Regions from separate parts of the Homo sapiens genome. Here region 2 is linked to region 1. Evidence: chromatin loops called from intact Hi-C (ENCODE). Cell type or tissue: CD14-positive monocyte. All regions are shown on one strand. Links, peaks and the distances in the headings refer to the core of each region. The heading gives the core; the rest is flanking DNA. Region 1 has its middle 31 kb from the start of NSUN7. Region 2 has its middle 24 kb from the start of RBM47.

Region 1 (2,915 bases), core at 298-2,797:
CCCCATTTTTGCCGATGAGAAAATAGACAAGCCTAGAAAGATTATATGAGTTGTCCAACATCATACAGCTATTAAGTAGCAGAACCAGAACTAAAATCTAGGCCAGGCACAGAGGCTCATACCTGTAATCCCAGCACTATGGGAGGCTACAGTGCAAGGATTGCTTGAGTCTAGCAGTTTGAGACCACCATGGGCAACACAGTGAGACCCCCTCTCTACAAAAAATTAAAAAAATTAGCTAGGCATGGTGGCATGTGCCTGTAGTACCATAAAGTAAAAAAAAAAAAAAAAAAAAAAAAAAAGAAAAGAAAAAAAAAAAGAAAGACTACATCTCCTATTCTTAAGCCCAGATTCTCTCCTTTATATAACACAGCCTGTTGGAGAACTAAGCACAGGGCACAAAATTTATTCAGTACTTAACAAAAGAAACATAGAAATAAAAACCTGAACTTCACATTCAGAAAACTAGTGATTACTGATTTTTAGTCTATTTTGCAGTCAACAGCAAAATATATTCAGTAGCCAGGATGGGAATTGGGAAAGCAGCATTAAGGCATTAAATAGGGTACATATTCATGGATCCTGGTCCCAAACTCAGTGAAGTGAACCATGATCTGTGAAAGTGGTTAGTAATCAAATGTTCCTATGGCATAGATACAGTAGAGGAATCCATGGAAGAACATAGAAAGCCTTGGAGCTAAGAAGCATGAAAGATGATTTAAAGGGGAGAGAGCTGTCCTGGATTGTTCATGGAGCAGAAACAGTCTCCCCAGATCTCTCCAAAGGGCTCTTCCCATGCCTTTGCTTTGTACCTTTGAATCTCCTGCACCTGGATGGCAGGGGGCCAAGAGGCCAGGGGAGTGTCTCAGGCCTGGGTGTTTTCAGGGCTGACCTAAACGTTCATCTCTGGAAAGCAGCAGGTGCCTTGTCAATCTCCCTAAGCCCTAGGAGAATGTAGAACAATGGCCTCCTCAGTCCCAGCAGTCAGCGCCAGCTCTCCTCAAGGCTACCTCCCTTCCATTTAAGTCCCTTTTTATTGAAGTCAGTTGAATGCTCTCTTATCCGCATTAAAGGGGCTTGGGCTGCTTGAAGCTACAATTAGATTTTTATGCCACCTGGGCATAGAAGGCTCACTTCATTTCCAATGTCTCACCATTTCAGTAGGTTTTTATTTTGAAGTTCACAATTAATTTTTGGTCAGCAAAGTATGAGATGAAAGGAAAACTAGACTGGTACACAAAATACTACCTGTGTTACACAGGGAGTCCAGGGCAAAAGACATTGTGACTCCTAACCAATCGTGAGAGGTATGCTCACAAGTGTATCAGCTCAAACCACTGTAATTGTTCCTACAACTCCCCTTGCTGGCCAATGTGAAGAGCGACACAAGAAAAATGAACACTTCTCAGTCTGTTACCTCTTCATCTTCCCTCATATCCAAATACCCCAAGAATGGAAAAAACAAGGGGGAAATGGTAAGGAAAAAAACCTAGCGTGAGGGGACTAAAATGGATAGCCTTTGTTTTCTCTGTTTTTGAGGGGCAGGGGGGTGTCAGCTATTCCAGTGGGAAATGCAATGAGATAATTATTTTGCTGAAGAAAAATGCCCTCCCCGGTGTAAAAACTGCATGCTATTCACCTTCATATACCTCATAAGAAATAACAGAAGTTACGTGGGCAAGAGTTATACCCAAAGCACCAGGGAGTCTAGATTTGTCAAAGCCATGACCTCTAGCTAATCACAGGGTAGTAGGAGAAAGTGAATTATATTTGTTAAATCTGGCAGTAATCATGATGAATTGCAAATTCCGAGTATCATCAATTTGGTTATCTCACTGAAATGACATTTTTAATTCAGTAGGAAAATTCCTGTTACATATATTTATTGAGAAATTAAAACATGACACTATACCCGATTCATTTAAATCTGATGGAAAGGTGACATCGGGAATATAGTCTATTAAATACACAAATTTCTGACAGGAACGTGCATTAGAGTGTTTTGGGAGACATAAGTAGCTATCAGCTATAAAAACTCATTGTCACTTGAAATTAGAGTAATAGTTCCTGTGCCCTGGAGCCTCATAACAGCAGATTTGTTCTTTCGTGTAGTTCTCCCATTATTAGTAGCCTCATCACTAGGTCACCTTCTGATCAAACCTTATGAACAAATTCTGTATAATCCAGAAGTGATTTTCCTCCCATTGGTTAAACTACTCTGAGAAAATAAGCTTCTTTGAAAGCCATTTTGAGGTTTTGCATTAACTCTGAAATTCCCTATTTAGTTAGTACTTTATGCTTTTCTAATAATTCATAAAATAATGTCCTCATGGCAATTATGTTTGGTGTTGATGAGCCAGAGTGATTGTATTACAGAATATCCATGATTTTTCATTGGATATTCTGTTAGCTATGATAATCCATGATTATTCATTGGACATTCAGTTAGCTAATGCAGAGGAAAAGATTTTCAAGTATCAGATCATTCCAATAAATTTTAAAAGTCTGCCTATCCTTGTTTCTGCTCATTGATCTTGCGTGTCTAACAATTATTCTGAGTTCTCTCAATGATGCTGGACATCGACATCTTTCAGGCATGACATCTAAAACAAGGACAATGATGTGGTGTTTGATGGTCAGGCCAAGCTAGAACATTGTGCAAGACTGAGGGGCTTGCAGTTGGATGCCACATTCTAAAAGGGACGTTGCCAAATGGGAGGGCCAAGTTGCAAAAATGAGGCCAGGATAGTAAGGGGACTCAAAGCATGTGATACCAGGAAAACGTGACTCCTCTGCCTTCTTGCATATCACCTTCTCCCACCTTCACCTCCTTCCCTTTACAGTTTAAGTTCCATGGTCCATTACTGCAACTACTCTTTTGCAAAAAACTCTGTCATCCTTGCTGCGTTTCATTC
Region 2 (2,915 bases), core at 238-2,737, 66 kb before region 1:
ATGAGGTCGGGAGTTTGAGACCAGCCTGGCCAACATAGTGAAACCTCGTCTCTACTAAAAATACAAAAATCTGCCGGGCATGGTGGTACACATCTGTAGTCCCAGCTACTCAGGAGGCTGAGGCAGGAAAATCGCTTGAACCCGGGAGGCAGAGGTTGCAGTGAGCCGAGATCGCACCACTGCACTCCAGCTTGGGTAACAGAGTGAGACTTTGTCTCACAAAAAGAAAAAAGAGGCCGGGCGCAGTGGCTCACGCCTGTAATCCCAGCACTTCAGGAGGCTGAGATCATCTGAGCTCAGGAGTTGGAGACCAGCCTGGCCAACATGGTGAAACCCCATCTCTACTAAAACCATAAAAATTGGCCAGGTGTGGTGGTGTGTGCCTGTAATTCCAGCTACTCGGGAGGCTGAGGCACGAGAATCACTTAAACCCCGGATCCAGAGGTTGCAGTGAGCCAAAATCGCACCATTGCACTCCAGCCTGGGTAACAGAGCAAGATTCCATCTCAAAAAAAAAAAAAAAAAAAAAAAAAGATAACTATCATGGTTTGATTGAGGTCATGTGTTCAAAATAAAAATCATAATAATTTAAAACTCTGTATGGTACTGGGCACAGTGGTGCACACCTGTAAGCTAGCTACACACAGGGCGGAGGTGGGAGGATCCCTTGAGCCCTGGAGTTTGAACCCAGCCTGGGTGACAGAGCAAGACCTGTCTCAAAAAAAAAAAAAAAAAAAAAAAAAAAAGTCTGTCTCCAGGCTGGAGTTCAATGGCATGATCTCAGCTCACCGCAACCTCCATCTCCCAGGTTCAAGCGATTCTCCTGCCTCAGCCTCCCGAGTAGCTGGGATTACAGGCATGCGCCACCATGCCTGGCTAATTTTGTATTTTTAGTAGAGACGGGGTTTCTTCATGTTGGTCAGGCTGGTCTCTAACTCCCAACCTCAGGTGATCTGCCTGCCTCAGCCTCCCAAAGTGCTGGGATTACAGGTGTGAGCCACCGCGCCCGGCTAAAAAAACAAGTTTTATTTTATTTTTATAGAGACAGGGTCTCTTACTCTGTTGCTCAGGCTGGAGTGCAGTGGTGCAATCATAGCTCACTGCAGCCTCAGGTGATTCTCCCACCTCAGCCTCCTGAGTAGCTAGGACTACAGGCATACACCATGCCCAACTTTTTTCTTTCTTTTTTTTTTTTTTTTTGGTAGATTGCTCTGTGTTGCCCAGGCTGATCTTGAACTCCTGACCTCAAGTGATCCTCTTGCCTCAGCCTCCCAAAGTGCTGGGATTACAGGCATAAGCCACTTCGCCTGGCCAAAAAAATAAATAAATAGTAAAAGAGGAATTAAAAATGAAATAAATAAATACAACTCAGTACACGATTCCTATTTTCCTCCTCTGTGCGTTTGTAGACTTACTGCCTTTGGGTGCATTGTGAGGCAGGCATTATGACTGTGGGAGAAAGAAGGGGGAAAGGATCGAGTTTAAAGAGGCCTAACTTTTGGAAAATCTCCCAATTTGGGTTTAGCAGTGTGCTTGGCTTAAAAGGAAGAAAGAAAGAAAAAGGAAAAAAGAAAAAAAGAAGGGAGGGAGAAAGGGAGCCTGCAGGCATGGGATTTAAATGTTCCCACTTCCTAATCTTGGTGAGGACCAGAGAGAGACACCAAAATATCACGGGATTGGCAAGTACTGCCCTACTTTCAATTCAGTCCAAAGCAGGAAGGCTTAGGTATGTCACGAGAAAGCCTCTTGTTACCGCCCTAAGACTAGAACAAAAAAATTGGGAGGAGACTCCCATCTTGAAAGCTGTGATTTCCAAAGAGGCCTTGCTAGTCTTATGACTGATGTGTCTCAAGTGTCACAGTTGTGTAACCCACTGATATTTAAAATGATCCTTGAAGGTGGGGCATAGTGGGTCACGCCTGTAATCCCAGCACTTTGGGAGGCCGAGGCAGGCAGATCACCTGAGGTCAGGAGTTCGAGACCAGCCTGGCCAACATAGTGAAACCCTGTCTCTACTAAAAATACAAAAATTAGCTGGGCCTGGTGGCCTGTGCCTGTAGTTCCAGCTACTCGGGAGGCTGAGGCAGGAGAACCGTTTGAACCCAGGAGTTGGAGGTTGCAGTGAGCTGAGATGGCGTCACTGCACTCCACCCTGGGCAACGGAGCAAGATTCTGTCTCAAAAAATAAAAACTAAAATAAAATCACCCTTGAATCCATCACATGGGATTAAGGAGATAATATACATTCGTTTAAGTAAAAGGATAGAGGAGGGATAGCACTCATGGAAGAGCAAAGGGAAGAAGAAAAAAACCTGGGCTGGAATATTGCACGTGCGGGTTCTAGTTCTGACTCCTCTAGTTTTCCCTTTACTCGTTTGAACTTATTGCGGTAACTTTACCCCCTTTACTCTCCTCTGTTTCATGAAGAAGCTGTGCTAGATAACACCAAAAAGAACTCCCAGCTCCAGAAATCTAAGGGAGTCTTCAGAGGCTGCCAAAGAGATAGGCAATTGATTGTAATTTCAAGCTGTTTGGCTAAAAGATGATGAGTCAGAAATCAATCCAAGAACTATTTGTATTGCTACGCATTTCAAACTCTCTAATTTGAGTTCTAGTAAATGAAAGAGAAAGAAGAAGAAGAAAGATTATGAAGTAAACAGAAATAAGGGAAACAGCATGTAAAATTTTTAAAAAACAAGTATCTTTTTAATAAGTTAGATAACAAAACTAGGTACTTTTACTTTTTTTTTTTTGAGATGGAGTCTTGCTCTGTTGCCCAGGCTGGAGTGCAGTGGCGCGATCTCGGCTCACTGCAAGCTCTGCCTCCCCTGGAGATTTTACTTCACGCCATTCTCCTGCCTCAGCTTCCCGAGTAGCTGGGACTACTACAGGCACCTGCCATGACGCCCTGCTAA

What was found. Hi-C counts contacts between places; a loop is a spot of excess contacts. Peaks named below come from ENCODE experiments on the same cell type or tissue, not always from the same donor. Only the 100,000 strongest peaks of a DNase experiment are listed, where the experiment ranks them.
Region 2: it touches region 1 in a loop (2.3-fold over the local background); 2 of 110 quality-filtered maps call a loop at or near these places.

The regions. Positions count from the first base shown.
Region 1 is chr4:40,717,865-40,720,779 of GRCh38, forward strand. No RefSeq gene overlaps it. Among named protein-coding and RNA genes, the nearest start is that of NSUN7, 31 kb to the right of the region's middle. In CD14-positive monocyte, for the core only: CTCF peaks have their summits at 1,341 and 1,541; a DNase peak (open chromatin) is centred at 1,347; H3K27ac peaks cover 30 bases.
Region 2 is chr4:40,651,955-40,654,869 of GRCh38, forward strand. No RefSeq gene overlaps it. Among named protein-coding and RNA genes, the nearest start is that of RBM47, 24 kb to the left of the region's middle. In CD14-positive monocyte, for the core only: no CTCF peak of the experiment used is centred there; a DNase peak (open chromatin) is centred at 1,797; H3K4me3 peaks cover 444 bases; H3K27ac peaks cover 1,600 bases.